2 separate regions of the Mus musculus genome follow, and region 1 is linked to region 2. Evidence: chromatin loops called from intact Hi-C (ENCODE). Cell type or tissue: heart. All regions are shown on one strand. Links, peaks and the distances in the headings refer to the core of each region. The heading gives the core; the rest is flanking DNA.

Region 1 (8,407 bases), core at 234-8,233, 660 kb after region 2:
GGCTATATCATCATTAAAGTTGACAGCCTAACAAAAAGGCTCTGTCACAATAATCAGAGGTTGCAGGGACAATTGATCCTTCAATTAATGATGAACCTGAACAGGTCTGGAAAGCCAGTTTGTTCTCCTTGTGAGCTGACATGTGCCACAACTTGACAGACAGTGGAAGCTCCAGAAATCACACTGAGGTCACACGAGGACTTTCAAATTCTACCGTTGCCTACAGGCAGGAAGTGTAATAATGGTGGCGGTGCATATGGGAGTCTAGGGTGGGGTTTAGAACTAGTTGGTGACAAGCCAATGACAGAAATAGCATTATTCCTGCCATCATTGGAATGTCCAGGGTAAATGGAGGAGGAGTCTTTCCTGCTCAGGCAGAGATCTGGTTCTTGCTTTACAGTTGTAGAGAATCAGATAACAACTACTTAGTGTCTGATTGTAGAATGGAGAAAAATATAGAAGGGATCTTACCATGTGGGCAGAAAGATTTTATAAAAGATTTTGAGCAAGTGGTGTGCACAGTGTTACTTTCTACTGTGTCTGGACAAGAACTAAAGGGACCTTTGAACAAAGCCTCCCAGCCTCGTGTTTCCACCTCAGGTGGGAGCATATTTAAAAGTGTGTGCTAGGGGACATGCCCACAGAGTGTCTCAGGTCCATGTGTTTGCTGAGCGAGCAAGCTGTCTCCACATTTAGCCTCAGCACCTCATCCATGAAACATCCTCCTGACAGCTGATTAGAACAGTTGGCTGGAACAGTAGTGACCTGCTCCAGACAGCAGACAAGATGGTCCCCGGGATGTGCTGAATTGTAATATTAGCCCCACCTACCCCATGTTGAAAGTGTAATCCATACATTCTGTAAGACTTATCTAAAAATAGGAAACATTCCCTTACGGATTCCAAAGGCACTCTGCTCCAGGTGACCCTTCATCTGGGACCTCCAGCTTCCAAAACTAGGGGACTTGACTCTCTTGTTTTCAGCCACTGAGCCTGTAGCAATTTGTTCTGGCAGTCCTGAGCGATTTGTTCAGTCACCCAGAGAAAGGGAGCTGATTCCAGAAGCTGAGTTAGAATTGTTAGGAGTTAAATTGTATCCCTCCAAGTTTCTATGTAGAAGTGATAACCCCCAGGACCTCAAATGTAGACATATTTGGAAATAGCTATTACAGATGAAATATGAATGCAATCCTAATTTTTTTTAAAGGAATATAGCCAAGCACAGTGAAAGGAGCAGGCAAGTCTGTGGTGTGCCTGTCTGGATGCAGCAGGGCTCTCAGCTGGGCAGAGAAAGAGGTCCTTCTTGATTGCTCTGGAAAAGTGGCTGCCAAGCAGGCTGCTGAGTCCTTGGCACAACCTGACAGTGTGCAGAGCCCTCAGCATGACCTGACAGTGTGCTGTTCCTGAAGGGGTCCTTAAAACGCACCCCCAACCCCTTTTTTTTTTTTTTTTTTTTTTTTTTTTTGAGACAGGGTTTCTCTGTATAGCCCTGGCTGTCCTGGAACTCACTCTGTAGATCAGGTTGGCCTTGAACTCTGCCTCCCAAGTGCCGGGATTAAAGGCGTGTGCCACCAATGCCCGGCCTGCACCTCCCTTCTGAAGTAAGTTAATATACCCACTCTGAGCCCACTCTGAGCCGAAGATGCCGTTCAGTTGATATCATGCTTGCCCGGCACACACAAAGCCCTGAGATCAATGCAGTTAAGTAAATACTGCACAGACTAGAAGTGTGGCCTGCACTATGGCAAGAAGGGCAAGAGGGGTAAAGTCATCCTTGACTACAGTGTTAGCGGGACCAGCCTGGGATGTAGGAGACCGCCAAAAGATGCTGATTTTGAAAGGGGTGTAACTAGAGTAAATAATTCTGACTAAATTGGTATAGAAAATTATGATATTCTATGTGAGAACAGGCAGTCTAATATTCCAGCCACTGCCCAGGAATTGGCCTTCTGTTGTGCTTATAACAGAAGAGTCATGGGTTCGTAGCATATTGGTCCAGGACACACTGCTGACTGCACAAGGAGTGATTGGTCACTCCCTAGTCTTCTTACTACCAGAAAGATTAGGAAAGTGTCTACTGTGGCTTCTATATAGGGACCTTCTAAGTTTCAGAGCTGAAAGGGGGAGGCCGAAGGGAAAGGAAGAAGGGCAACAGAGAAGAACAGAGCTGGAACCGAAGCCTGGACCTCAGTGGCATTAAATTAAAACACAGTGGCAGGCTCCTGTGAGCAGAGAAAGGGCATTTCTGCTGGGCCACAGTCAAGGCTCTGCTTCCCCCAAGGGATGTTTGCTACCAGACTTTGCAGAGATCCCTGCAACCTTCTAGAACTGCTCACGATCCCTGTGGGCAACCCCTCTGTGCAGCAAGCCCAGGACCAGAGTGCTTTAGAGGACGGTCATAGAGTTTACAGCAGATGCTAGTCTGGAAGGGAGGCCTCCAGGGGCCTCAGGTCTCTGTTTTTTTTAAGTTGTTTGAAAGGGTAGGTATTAGGGTGACATGAAGAGATCTGAGTTTCCCAGGAGTTCAGGTTGTGCGGTCTGGGGTTTTGACACAGAGCAGAGGTTCTAAATGATAACTATTCTTGTTAGTTGCTCCAGAATCTACAGAGGAGGCTGAAAACCTTGAGAATGAGAAAGAACAAGAGGAAAGTAAGATGGAGTCACTGATGACAACTGCCTGTTGCCATAGTGACAGATAATTGTCCTTGGAGCTCTGGTTCACTTAGACTACTTCCTTTCTTCTCTGTTAACAGGCCTAAGCAAGCACTTGTATTTGGGGATGTTGGTTCCCATGGAGAGTAGAAAAGAGCTAAGGCATCCCTGCTAGGGCCGTTCTATATGAGTTGGGGCAGGGCAGAAACACCAGATCCATCTTGGATCAATCTTAGGACTTATGTTAGATGTCTACAGAAGAGAGCCTGTGGAGCTGCCCAGACAGGGCTCATTAGTAGGCAAGATGACCTATTTATGTGCAGGAAGCAATATGCACTTTGAGGAGCCCTAAGGAGGAACTGGTCAGCACACAGTCAGGCCATATCCTGGCTTCCAATTTGGTGCTCTTTCTATCCCCCCACCCTCCCCCAGTGGGAATTGACTGATGTGATTGGTCTTCTGTTGTTACCCTAGAGGAGTCTGTGGCCCTTAGGCAGTGATGAGAGTTCGCAGGTGTTGACACCAAAGGCCTAAAAGATACAAACCTTTTTATGAGGTAGGAAATCCTAGATAACACAGTTTTCTGTGATTACCCCTGGGGTAGACCATAGGCCTGCTGAGCTGTGGAGTCCTGATGGTCATAAAGGACAGAAGAAGAAAAAAAGAACAATGTATTTTGGTTGTCATGGCAATATTTGATCAGCTGTTACAAGAACAAGTCAAGTGGGATGAACCCATCTGTAAGCAGAAATAGAAAGAAAAGGCGGGAGGAAAGTCACAGCTGTGGCTTTAGCAAGCGTGGGAAAGTCCCCTGCTTCTGTATTTAAGATGCTAAGAAAGAAGATTGAAATGAGTTTTGATCGGACCCAGGCTTGTCAGTGGCAGGGACACTTACCCACCCCATGCAAGGCCCTGACCTCCACCCTAACTCTGAATATAAAAAGAAGGAAGGTTGGATATAAAAATAATGTTGAATGGCAAGGACTCAGAAGTTCAGGAAGGCATCTTAAGTGGGCACTGATGTTAAGCCTTGGCAGCAAGATCAGATGAGGAAAAGGGTTTCTGGACTGGCTTAGCTGGTAGAGTTCTTGCTTAGCATGCTTGGAACCCGAGATTAGACCCTCAGCACTACAACTACCTGGCATAGGCCTGTAACCACAGCACCAATTAGTAGGATCAGGAGTTTACTCAACCACAGAGGGGTTTGAGGCCAGTGTGGTATACAGGATCTTTCAAAATAAACAACCTAGCTGGGCATTGTGGTGCACATCTTTAGTTCTAGCACTTGGAAGGCAGAGGCAAGTATGCTGGCATCAGGACCTCCCAAATCTATGACATTACATAGGCAACAGCACGACCTGAGACCTGCAGACCAGTCTCAAGAGCAATAGGCACCATATTCCCAACATCCACTTGGCTCATCTCCCACCTTTACCTGTGTTATATCATTCTCCATATAAATAAGGAGATCACCCCTCCCTCTCTCTCTCTCTCTCTCTCTCTCTCTTCCCCTCTTCTCTTTCTGCCACTACCTTGTCTCTCCCTTCCAATAAAACCTCTTCCACGTGGAACTGTCTTGGCCTAGTGTGCTGTTGAGACTCGACCCACCATTCTAACACATCAAGGCAGATCTCTGACTTCAAGACCAGACTGGTCTACAGAGCAAGCTCCAGGACACCCAGGGCTACACAGAGAAACCCTGTCTCTAAAACCAAACAAAATCAACCAACAATCAAAAACCAAGAGAGAGAGAGAGAGAGAGACAAAGACAGAGAGAGACAGAGACAGATAGACAGAGACAGAGACAGAGACAGAGAGACAGAGAAAAGCAAAGAAACAACCATTCTCCAGCAGCTATTTCCTATAGCCCAAGGTATCACTACAGAGAGAGCAGACTTTTCAAGAGAAAAGGTAAAGCAGTATAGAATCTACATGTAGAAAAGATTGTTTTTTTAATTCATATTTATGTGTTTGAGAGTGTGTCTGAGTGCCTGTGGATGCCAGAAGAGGTCATCTGACCCTTGGAGCTGGAATTACTGGAGATTGTGAGCCACCTACTGTAGGCTCTGGGAATCAAACTTGGATCCTCTAGAACAGCAAGCACTCTGAACTACTGAGCCATCTTTCCGCCTTCTAGGATTCCTGACCAGAAACAAACACATAAGAAACTTATTAGATTTCTGCAACAATTATTGTTAGAGAAATCAGGAAGTTAACCTCATCTTTCTCAAATTTTTGATTGAGGCAGACTTAGCATGAAGCTTTGGATACACTATCCAGGAAAGAAGTTCACAAACCTAGAATGTGCTAAGGAGAAACCCATCCCCAGGGAAGACTTGCAGACTTCCAAGGGCTCACAGAAAACAGATGCGGGGGCCTGAGGCAGACAGGTCACAGAGGGCTGTGGCTTTGCGACTGTACTGGCAGGATGAGATTGTTCTAGAGACAACTGTGTCATGGTCCCTTAACTGAAACATTGGAATCCAAGGAGCTTGAATTTCACCAAGTCCACTATGGGGGATTGGGGGAAAGAAGGGAAAGGCAGATGCCTGTTACCAACCGGAAGAGGAACTTACCCCCCCCCCCCCCAACACACACCCCAGGAAGAGATTCTGCAGTGTTTTGATAATGTATTAGACTACCTTGTAGGGCAGACTAGCCCAGAGATGGTGAGCCAATGACAGACAGGGCTGCCTAGCCCAGCACTGCTTAGCATTTGGCTGTATTTAAAAGAAAGCTCCACTCTCTCTGTTACCCTAGGTTCAGGATCCTCTTTAGTGCTAAGTCAGAACACCAGCTGCAGCTTCTTCTCTGCCCTGTCCATGTCTCCTGTGGATCCCAGAGACTACAACCCTCTCCCCCACTTCCCCCACCTTCCCTCCTGTCTCATTGCTGTGTCCCAGCCCCCAACTCAGGAGAACACCCCCTGCTCAACCACAGGCCATGCCTGCCAGAAGACCAGGTAGGCTGCCCTTGTCCATGCCTCCTGTGGATCCCTCAGGATCAATGAGACAGAGGTGGGTTTTTGAGAAAATCAACAAGCTAGACAAACCCTTATCCAAACTAACCAGAAGACAGAGAGAGAATATCCAAATTAGTAAAATCAGAAATGAAAAGGGCAACATAACAACAGATACTGAGGAAACTGAGAGACTCATGAGGACATATCTTTAAAACCTGTACTCCATAAAATTGGAAAATCTAAAAGAAATGGATAATTTTTCTCACTAGGTACCACTTACCAAAGTTAAATCAAGATCACATAAACAAATTAAACAGACCTGTAACCCCTAGTGAAATAGAAGTAGTCACTAAAAGTTTCCCAACCAAAAAATGCCCAAGGTTAAATACTTTTACTGCAGAATTTGGCCAGACATTCAAAGAAGAGTTAACACCAATACTCTTCAGAGTATTCCACGAAATAGAAACAGAAGGTGAGAGGAATGTGACAGTCTGACTTCATGACAGGATTCAAATTGGCAGTTAGGGAGACTAGGCCTAAGTCCAGGCATGCCCAGGCAAGTCAATTACTAATAGAAAAAAAAACCCCGGGCTCCAGCCTTCACACCTCAACAATGGCTCTAGAATGCCTGGAGATAGAGTAAGATAAAGCCCATCTACCCTGGAATTCCAAAGTGCTTTAAAACAGGCGTGCTAGCTCCCTTTGGTTGTCTCTCTGTTTTGTCATGAGGAACGCCAGTATGCTGGACTTCTGCAGAATGAAACGCTCCTGGCCTTTGCATACTATTTGAGTTTCAGGTATCATTCTTTGGTGAACAATGGACCCTTACAAGGGAACACTGCCAACCTCATTCTATGAGCCCACAGTCACCTTGACACCCAAACCACACAGAGACTGAACAAAGAAAGAGAATTTCAGACCAATTTTCCTTTTCAACATAGATGTAAACTACTCAATAAAATACTCATAAAACCAAATCCAAGAGCACATCAAAAAGAACATCTACCACGAACAGGTAGGCTTCATTCCAGAGATGCAGGGATGACACAGTACAAAAATCAGTAAATGTAACCCATCATTAAATAAGCTGAAGAGAAAAAAAAAAAAAAAAACATGATCATCTCATTAGATGCTGAAAAAGCATTTGACAAAATCTAACACCCTTTCAGGATAGAAGTACTGGAGAGATTAGGAATACAAGGCACATACCTAAAAACACAATAAAGGCAATTTACAGCAAGCCTATAGCCAACATGAAATTAAGTGGAGAGAAACTCAAAGCAGTTCCACTAAAATCAGGAACAAGACAAGGCTGTCTGCTTTCTCCCCATTTATTCAGTATAATTCTTGAAGTTTTAGCTAGAGAAAGACAACTGAAGGAGATCAAGTAAAATACAAACTGGAAAGGAAGAAGTAAAAACCACTATTCATTGATGATATGATAGTATACATAAGCGACCCCCAAAATTCCACTAGGGATCTCCTATAGCTGATGAACACTATCAGCAAAGTGGCTGGATACAAGATTAACTAAAAAAACAAAAACAAAAAACAAAAAACAAAAAACAAAAAACAAAAACAAAAACAAAAACAAACAACAAACAAAACAAAACAAAACAAAACAGAACAAAACAGAACAAAACAGCCCTCCTGTACACAGGTGATAAATGGGCTGGGGAAAAAAACAGGGAAACAACCACCTTTTAAAGGAGCCTCAAATAATATTAAATACCTTGGAGTAACTCTGACCAAGCAAGTGAAAGATTTGTATGATTAAAAACTTCAAGAGTTTGAAGAAAAAAAATTGAAGATGGAAAGATCTCCCATGATCATAGGATTAACACACTGAAAATGACCACCCTACCAAAAGTAATCTACAGATTCAATGTAATTCCCACCAAAATTCCAACACAGTTCTCTACAGACCTTGAAGGACAATTTTCAACTTAATATGTAAAAAAAAAAAAAAAAAAAAAAACCAGGATAGTCAAAATAATCCTGAACAATAAAAGAACCTCTGGAGGTGTCACTATCCCTGACTTCAAGCTGTATTACAGAGCTATAGTGATAAAAACTATATGACACTGGCATAAAAACAGACACATTGATCAGTGGAATCAAAGCAAAGACCCAGACATAAATCCATATACTGATGGACATCTTTTGATAAAGAAGCCAGAAACAGAGGCAAAAGAAAGCATTTTCAACAAACAGTGCTAGACTGGATGCCTGCATGTACAAGAATGCAGATAGATCTATATGTATCGCCCTGCACAAAGCTCAAGTTCAAGTGGATCAAAGACCTCAACATAAAACCAAATACACTGAATCTGATCGAAGAGAAAGCAGGGAACATCAGCTAACATATGGGCACAGGTTCCTGAATGGAACACCAGTAGCTCAGGCAGTAAGATGGACAATTAGTAAATGGGACTTCATGAACCTTAAAGGAAGGCTTCTGCAAGGCAATCAACACTGTCAAAAGGACCAAATGGAAGCCACAGAATGGGAATTTTTTTTTAACCAATTCCACATCTGACAGATTTCTATCCAAAATATATAAGGAAATCAAGAAATCAGATATTGAAACACCAAATAATCCAATTGAAAATGGGGTACAGATCTAAACAGAATTTTCAATAGAGGAATCACAAATGGCTGAGAAGCACTTAAAGTAATTTTCAACATCCTTAGCCATCAGGGAAATGTAAATCAAAATTACTTTGAGATTCCATCTTAGAACTGTTGGAATGGCTAAGATCATTAACACAAGACAGCTCGTGCTAACAAGGAT
Region 2 (8,407 bases), core at 358-8,357:
AGTCTTTTATAGCATTGTCTCTATTTGGCTTCCTAGACATTTCATAAGGCCTGATTTTTATTATTTTTAGGAAGTAATATTTTTACAATATATACTTAGGAATCTGAACATTCATTTCAAGTATGCTCTGTCTGTATGAGTAAAAGAAGCCTAAGAAATATAGAATATAATAAAGCTTTTTGAACAGTTACATTTCATATGCAAATAGATTTTCTGACCCTTATTCCTGCTTATTTTGTGAGCTGTGTCTACATTTTGATAACAAGAAGTAGGTGAGAGAACACCTTGGTTTCTTGTAAGCAGAAATGTTTGCTCATCCTGAGGAGATGTTTCTTAAAACACATTTTTCACCATAGGTCTTCCTTTGCTGCTTGTCTGCACTCTTAGGGGAAATGCTCGGACATCTCACTACAACATAGACGGCTACTTGTAAGGTTTTCATAGAGCTCATTTCTTAGGTTGACAATTTCTCATTTCCTGTTTGCTGAGAGTTTTTTATTAATAGGTCTCTGTTAAATTTTATTGTATGTTTTCTGCAGCTCTATGTTGATTATATGATTTTGTTTATACCTTTAAATTGCTTTTATTCATTGTACTCAATGGTGAGTTTTATAAAGACATTTCATTAAGTAGATCATTTTGGAAGCATCTTGAATTGCAAGCCAAACTTTTCTTTAAATTTGAAAATTTTATATTCAAATGGCATATGATATCGCTTCTCTGATTTGTATGTTTGGGTGTTTAAAAGAAAAGTTATTTCTTTTCACTCTACTAATGAGCTTATTAACCCCCATTTTTCCTCATTTTACATATATTGCTTGAGTTTCTGTGATGAGCCTCCTAGGCGGGCTTGGGGTGGGGGTAAACTTCTCCCTCCTGATGACTGCAAGCCTTGCACTTCCTCTCCACTCTCCACCCCTTTGTTGTCTTTGCTGGAGCCCCGTATGTATTCCCTCCACTCGCAGCCCCCTGCATCCACCCACGTCTTTGGCTGGAGACCTTTGAGTTTTATAACACAAATATGTGAATGCCAAGTGTTTTTGTAGGCAAGGAGTGTATTAAAGATGTCTGTTCCCTCAGGTGGTCTGCAATCTAGCAGAGAACAGCCAGAAAGTGTACTGTGATTGACAGGAGGTGTGATTAAGCTATGTGAACAAATTCAGAACAGATAGGTTCAAGGCACTGTTGAGCACTTTGTGTGTTTTAACTCAGTGGAAGTATACATGCACAGGATGGGTATCGGTCATTACACCTCTGCTTAGAAATGAGGGAGCAGGCACCGAGAGGCAGAGATGTTCACTAACCAGCTCAAGGTCACAGCTGTCAGTTCCATGGGGCCAGATTCCACCTGAGGCTTCTGTTTCGGTTTTTGTTTCATTTGTTTGTTTTTGTTTGTTTGCTTGTTTGTTTGTTTGTTTGTTTGTTTTTCACTTCTTAGCCTCCAAAACTAACTACATCTAAGCTGTCTGGGTGGAGTATGGAGGTTTCCTGGAGAAGTCAGGGCTGGTTTCACACAAGTGTTTGAGCTGAAGCTTAAGGAACTGATCGGAATTTCCAAGGGAGAAAGTTAGGTGTGTTTAGAGAGAGGAACAGATGTGGGGGCAAAAGATGCTAAGAAGACATTTCGGACACAGCTCAGTGTTGAGCTCTTGCCTGGCATGTGACAAGTTTGATCCCCTTTACTGCCAAAGGAAAATTAAGGACAAAGAAAAACAAGAAAGCCATCAAATGTTTGCACAGCTCTGGGAAGGGCAAGTGGGAGGGAAGGGAGGCAGGCTTGGGCAGCTCGAGTCATAAGGATGAGACGCCAGCTTTTGAACTCTATTGAGCAGAGAAGAAATAGCAAGATTTGAGTTTGAGAAGGGTGTGGTATCCCTTGGAATTCAATTTTAATGTTGCCTAGGCTGTAGGGATATTGCAGCAAACAATCTTCATGTGTTTGAGAGGCACCCCATTAAAGACATACGGCTGGTAGGGATGTCACCTCAAAAGATGCTGAAGTTCTTGGACTTTGGAATAGGGTTGGTATTGGTGTCCTCATTAGCCTTAAACAGAACGGCCAATGACCTTAAAAGAATAGGAGAAAAGGAAGCTACACAGGAAGAATGAATATCTGAATAGGAGCCGAGGTAGGGAGGAGTGACAGCAGAAATGGGAGTGGGGGAACATCAGTGGCATCAGTCTGCCACCAGCTAACTGAGAAGAGACAAAGAAAGACTTCAGCCTTGAACATCCCTTGCTGCCTATGAACTTCCCCCTTCCATAGCACAGGAGTACTCTGACCTGTTCTAATTCACATACTTTGTGGTGTCTGGACACAAGCATGCTAATGTTGCTGTTTAACTATTTTGATTTGTAGTTAGTATCAGGAGACGCTGTGAGGTCTGCTAAATAGCAGATGAGTGTAGTCACGGAGAGGAATGTAAATTCTTCTCTGCCCCCTTGCTATGGGTGATGGCTTCCCACGTGTTTGTTCAATGGCTTCAGTTGCTATCCAGAAATGAGCAGGCTTTGAAAACTGTCAGACAAGTTCCTCTCCTTGTCCTACTTCACCTTAAACGCCATTCATTTGAAAGGCAGGAAAAAGTCAGTTCTCTCTGTTTTCTTTTGTAAACCAAAAGTGAGCACCGTTTCTGCGTTGACACTCCGGCACTGGGCATTGAACCCAAAGCCTCACACAGGCCGGGCCACTCTCACCCCAGGCCCTTGCTTGTGCACTGTTAACTTTGCACTTCAGTGTGGCTGATTTTTCATTCATGCCTAGTGGTAGAGGTTGTGGCTTCTTACTCTAATGGGTTTTGTGAGGCTTAGGATCCACCATAAACTAGTCAGGTGAGTTTCTAGGTTAGGTTAAGACTTACTTGTTTTTGATCTGGTGGAAGTGTTGCCCAGTTATGACAAGTATGGCTGGATAGCACAGAAAGACGAAAATAATGTGACCGGTCTTGGGAAGAAAGGTCTGAGCCTGAATGTCCTAAGAGCACTGCCAGTAGGGCTTTTGCAGTGTTCGTCCACCAATGCCTACACGCAGCTCTGTACAGGAGCCCATGGTGCCCACATAGTAGGCTCACATAGTAGGGCCTACATAGTAGGGCTCATGCAGTGTTTGTCCACCAATGCCTACACGCAGCTCTGTACAGGAGCCCATGGTGCCCACATAGTAGGCTCACATAGTAGGGCCTACATAGTAGGGCTTATGCAGTGTTCGTCCACCAGTGCCTACACACAGCTCTGTACAGGAGCCCATGGTGCCCACATAGGACCTGAGAAATCAAAAGCCAGTGCTTTGGCTTACACCTAGGCCTGTGAAATGTTCATTTTGTAAATAGTTCGTTTTATTCAGGTTACATGGAGTAACAGTCTCGGCGCCCCTCCCCCTCTTCATATTGTTTACAGATTTATTTCTGCTCCATCTGCTTACAGCTTTTAACCTGAAATAACCCAGAGTTTCTTTTAAAATGTGTCTTTCTATCATTTTTTTCCCTCAGTGAAGGGTCTTTTCCCTCATTTCAGTTAAAAATTCCAGAGATGGAAGGATTTGATATCCATACTTAACACGAACCAGTTCTATGTTCATTTTAGAATATTCTTCATTTTCATAAACTTGGGAAACTTTCACATTGATTTTCAAGAGAACTTCCCGAATAATGCTGCAAAGCACCAACCAGCAGGTGGCGGACCTCACAAGGAAAGCTTTCTGTTCAGCAGAGGATGAAGGGCCTTTCAGACCCTTGTTATGTCGGCTTTCTCTGTGGCTGGCCCTTTTCCCTTCTGGCTGGATGCTACCCACCAGAGGCACCAAAGGCTGGCCCCTGGACTCGGTAGAGGTAGAAGCCACCTTGGGAAGTGAAAGGCCACCGTACATTGGTCCAGAAGTTATTTGTCCCCAAGCCAAGTTGGTCAGGGCCAAGATGCCACAGAAGGGTCTGGGAAGACCCTTAAGGAAAAATGAGGGAGCATTTCTGTGTCTGGAAGTAGGGAATGCTTCCATCCTGGCTGTTCCTATTGCAGAAGGACACCGTGACTCCTGCCCACCCCATTCCTGCCCTCTTGTTTCTCCAGCCCAGTGCAGGGCATTAAACATGCAAAGTCTTTGGATTCCTCTGAAGTAATGTGGGAGGTTAAGACATGGTCCTAGGAGGATCCCTGAGCGGTCTTTTTACCATCAGTGCTAGTTCCATTTCTGTGAACACATACCTCAGTGCCTCCCCCCAGTGCAGGCCACCTCTCCAGCACTCTCAGTGCCATCAGAGAGCTGTGAAGGAGAGGTTCCCTTCATCCCTTTAGTAACAGACTCCTAGGAAGGCACCCATTCTCACAGGACAGAGAGTGGTCTCATGGCTAACAGGGTGAGAAGAAGTAAAAAAGCAAAAAAAAAAGTACTGTGTGTGTGTGTGTGTGTGTGTGTGTGTGTGTGTGCGCGCGCGCGCGCGTGCATGTGTGCATATATATTAATAGATGCTTTTTGTAGCTCAGTTGTACAATACTTGCCTAGTGTGCATAAAGCCCTAATTTCAATCCCGGACACCACACAAATGGGTCATTATGCATGCCTATGATCCTGGCACTCTGGAAATAGAGGCTGGAAAATCATTACATTTATCCTTTGTTACACAGCAAATTGAAGGCCACCCTGGGCTACATGAGACCCTGCCTCAAATAAATAAAGGTGGAAGGGGAGAATGGCTCCACGGTGCTGTCCAATGACAATCCATGCCATGGCATGTACTCCACCAACCCACACCATGTACACACAAAATACACCCTTTTAAACTTGGAATGAGGTAAAGATAGTGACTGAATGTGCTGTTCCCACAGTAATCCAGCAAGCCTGTGGGACTTGTCCACCCTGCACATGTGCTCTGTTCTTAAGCCCGATGTGGCAACCTGCTAGCCTGTGAACGAACAGCTTACTTATTTACTTATTAATTTAATGTATGTGAGTACACTGTCACTGTCTTCAGACACACCAGAAGAGGGCATCAGATCCCATTACAGATGGCTGTGAGCCACTATGTGGTTGCTGACACTTGAACTCAGGACCTTCGGAAGAACAGTCGGTGTTCTTAACCGCTGAGCCATCTCACCAACCACGAGTTTTCATTAGTATTTTAATTTGTAATTAATATCCTGGAGACTGTTGGGAGTTGCCACTCTTCACCCAAGGGTAGCATATTGGTACTACTCACTACTTAGGAGTCAATATATGTCTCAGTAATCTCTCTGGCTGCTGAGAGCTGATAACATAGTTATCACATAGCACAGTTTTTCTTGGTGTTTTATGTATCTATCTCTCAGCTTGATTGTTTCTGTCTGGGTTCATACAAGTGACAGTGGCACTGTGTGTCTGTGGGTACATAGACACATTATCTGTATGGCTGCATCTTCTGAAGCCGTCTCAGGTTGCATGCTGGTCAGAGCTGAGGATATCCAAAACCGTACCTATGCCGTGTTAGGGTCATGGCCTTGAAAGGTGGCAGGTATCACTCCCTGAGGTCCAGCCCCAGCCCAGTGCTGGGAGCGTTAGGAGCAGAGGAAAAACTGTCCCTGAAACTCAAACTTCTGCTGTTCTCTTCTCCTCTCTTCACTGGCCCACTGCGAGTTAGGTCTGGCCTTGGTCACCAAGTTGGGTATGCCTGGATAGAGGCTAAAAGCGCCTGGGTGCTCATGTGGTATCTGCTTGGACACCTCCAAAGTAACTCCGCATACCACTTTGACTATTCTTTAACAAGCCAAGAGCATCAGCGACTGCCATCAGTCTGCCACTGTCTGACTAAGAAGAGATGAGGAAAGACCAGCCTCTGAGGCACATCCCTTGCTGGTTGTGGACATCACATCATGCTCTTCAGAGCAGAGGAGTACTCAGACCTGTTCTAAGTTACACAGCTTGTGGTGTCTGGACAAAAGGGCCTAGAAACAAGCATGCTAACGTTGTTATTCTAAGTATTTTCATTTGTAATTAATATCCTGGAGACTGTGTTGGGAGTTGCCTCTCTTCACCCAAGGGTAGCATATTGGTACTACTCACTACTTAGGAGTCAATATATGTCTCGGTAATCTCTCTGGCTGCTGAGAGCTGATAACATAGTGTTTGGGGGTTCACATGGTTAGCTGAGGGTCTGTTTGATTTTATACACTATATGTGGTTGTATACACTACACTGTTTAAAGGGTCCACATGATTGTAGATACACTGCACTACACACACACACACACACAGAGCGACTGTGTACACACTTTATGTGTGGTTAGAAAGGGTCCATTGGATTGTGCACATTCCATGCACGCGGTTAGAAAGGGTCCATGTGACCTGCACATGCTACATAGAAAAAGTCCATGCGGTCGTGCACACTGTACACGTTGAAAAAGATCCATGCAATTGTGCCCATCCTGTTAGAAAAGATCCAGGTGCCTCGCCACAGCCTGGCCCTGGCTATAGGCACGTCCAGCCAGCAGCCAGCCCCGCAGGCCCGAGGAGGCCCCTCACACGCCCACTGAGCCACTGCCGCCCGGGAGGCCCGCGCCACCCACGGTCCGGGGCCCAGCGTAGCCCGCGGGTGGCCGCCACCCAGGCCAGCGGCCGCGGCCGGGCGCGCGCTCCCCGGGGCGGCCGCGGCGCCTTTAACCCGGGCGGCTGGCGGGCGGCGGGAGGAGGCGGCGGGCGGGCGCTCAGAGGAGGGCTTTCTTTCTTCTTTTTTTTGAATGAACGGTGACGTACGTACAGGAAACCAGGCGCTCCGGCGGAGAATGAAGTAAGAGGCCGGGCCCCCCGCCCCGCGCCCGCCCCCTTCCTCCCCGGCCCGTCCTCCCGCCCCGCGTCCGGGTCCCCGCCGAGCCGCCGCCGCCAACACCGAGGTGCCCAGGCCCTCCCCAGCCGCAGCCGTCACCGTGGAACGGGCTGCGCGGCGCAAGCACGAGGAGGCGGCCGCCAGCGCCGCCCGCAGCGGAGGAGGAGAAAGGGTGCGCAGCCCGGAGGCGGGGTGCGCCGGTGGGGTGCAGCGGAAGAGGGGACCAGGGGGGGACTTCGTAGCAGTCATCCTTTTTAGGAAAAAGAGGGGGGGCAAACCCTCCCCCACCACCTCCTTCTCCCGCAGCGCACCACACACAGTGCGCGGGCTGCTCCTTGGGCACCCGCGGCCCCAGCGCGTCCGTGCCTGCATTTAGCAAGCTGCTTTTTTTCCCGTTTCGGAAAGCGCGTTGGCCCTTCGGAGTTTAATCAGAAGAGGATTCCGGTCCCGGTCCCCCAGCTCCTCCATCGTCCCCTTGGCGTGTCTCTCTGCCCTGGAGGTCTGAAGCGGTCCGGTGGATACGGATCCATGCCTGCGCTCCAGCGTGTGTGTGCAAGTGTAAATTGCCGAGAAGAAGGGAGAATCACAGGACTTCTGCAAATGCTGGACTGAAAAATTGTAATTCATCTGCCGCCGCCGCCGCTGCCTTTTTGCCCCGCTGCGGTGCTCTTGAGATCTCTGGTTGGGATTCCTACGGATTGACATTCTCAGTGAAGCCGGAGTGTGAGGACCCAATCTGGAAACCCTCCTGATTTTTCCTCCACCTAGCCCCCAGACCCCAACTCCCGATTCATTGCAAGTTGTAAAGAAGCTTATACAAGGAGACTTCTGAAGATCGATGGTGTGGTTGCCTTATGTATTTGTTTGGGTTTTACCAAAAAAGGGTAAACTTGACAGAAGATCATGCCGTCCTTAGAAAATACAGTAAGTTCTTTGCACAGGAATTTTGTTTAATATAACTTTCCATGGACGCGTTTGAAATATTTTTTTACTTCAAGTGCATTCAAGCAAATTTCATTTCCAGACAGTTTAATGCATTTTTAAACGTGTAACTTGTAGCGGATATACCTTTCTTACCCTAAATATATAAAGGAAAACACACCTGATTTTAACTTCCTAGGTCGTCCCGCCTCTTCACCTTTCAGCATTGCGGAGGAAGTAGACTGATATTAACAAAGCTTAATAAATAATGTACCTCATGAAATAAAAAGCAGAAAGGAATTTGAATAAAAATTTCCTGCATCTCATGCCAACGGGGAAACACCAGAATCAAGTGTTCGGTGTAACTAAAGACACCCCTTCATCCAAGAATGCAAAGCACATCCAATAAAAGAGCTGGATTATAACTATTCTTTTTTTTTTTTTTTTCTTTCGGGGCCGTGGGGCGGGAGTCGGGACTTGAAGTGCCATTGGTACCTGCAGCTTCTTTTCGGGGAAGGATGGCGCAAGCCGGGAGAACAGGGTATGATAACCGGGAGATCGTGATGAAGTACATACATTATAAGCTGTCACAGAGGGGCTACGAGTGGGATGCTGGAGATGCGGACGCGGCGCCCCTGGGGGCTGCCCCCACCCCTGGCATCTTCTCCTTCCAGCCTGAGAGCAACCCAATGCCCGCTG

The links. Hi-C counts contacts between places; a loop is a spot of excess contacts. Peaks named below come from ENCODE experiments on the same cell type or tissue, not always from the same donor. Only the 100,000 strongest peaks of a DNase experiment are listed, where the experiment ranks them.
Region 1: it touches region 2 in a loop (2.5-fold over the local background); 10 of 42 quality-filtered maps call a loop at or near these places.

What each region holds. Positions count from the first base shown.
Region 1 is chr1:106,056,351-106,064,757 of GRCm38, reverse strand. No RefSeq gene overlaps it. Among named protein-coding and RNA genes, the nearest start is that of Zcchc2, 70 kb to the right of the region's middle. In heart, for the core only: a CTCF peak has its summit at 4,722; no DNase peak of the experiment used is centred there; H3K27ac peaks cover 314 bases.
Region 2 is chr1:106,712,700-106,721,106 of GRCm38, reverse strand. It overlaps Bcl2 (B cell leukemia/lymphoma 2), which reads left to right and starts at 6,817. Exons shown (of 2, transcript NM_009741.5): 1 at 6,817-8,407. The coding sequence starts at 8,227. Kdsr (3-ketodihydrosphingosine reductase) reads left to right here. Exons shown (of 10, transcript NM_027534.2): 10 at 1-697. In heart, for the core only: CTCF peaks have their summits at 3,671 (motif pointing right) and 6,954; DNase peaks (open chromatin) are centred at 3,746 and 6,846; H3K4me3 peaks cover 2,414 bases; H3K27ac peaks cover 1,785 bases.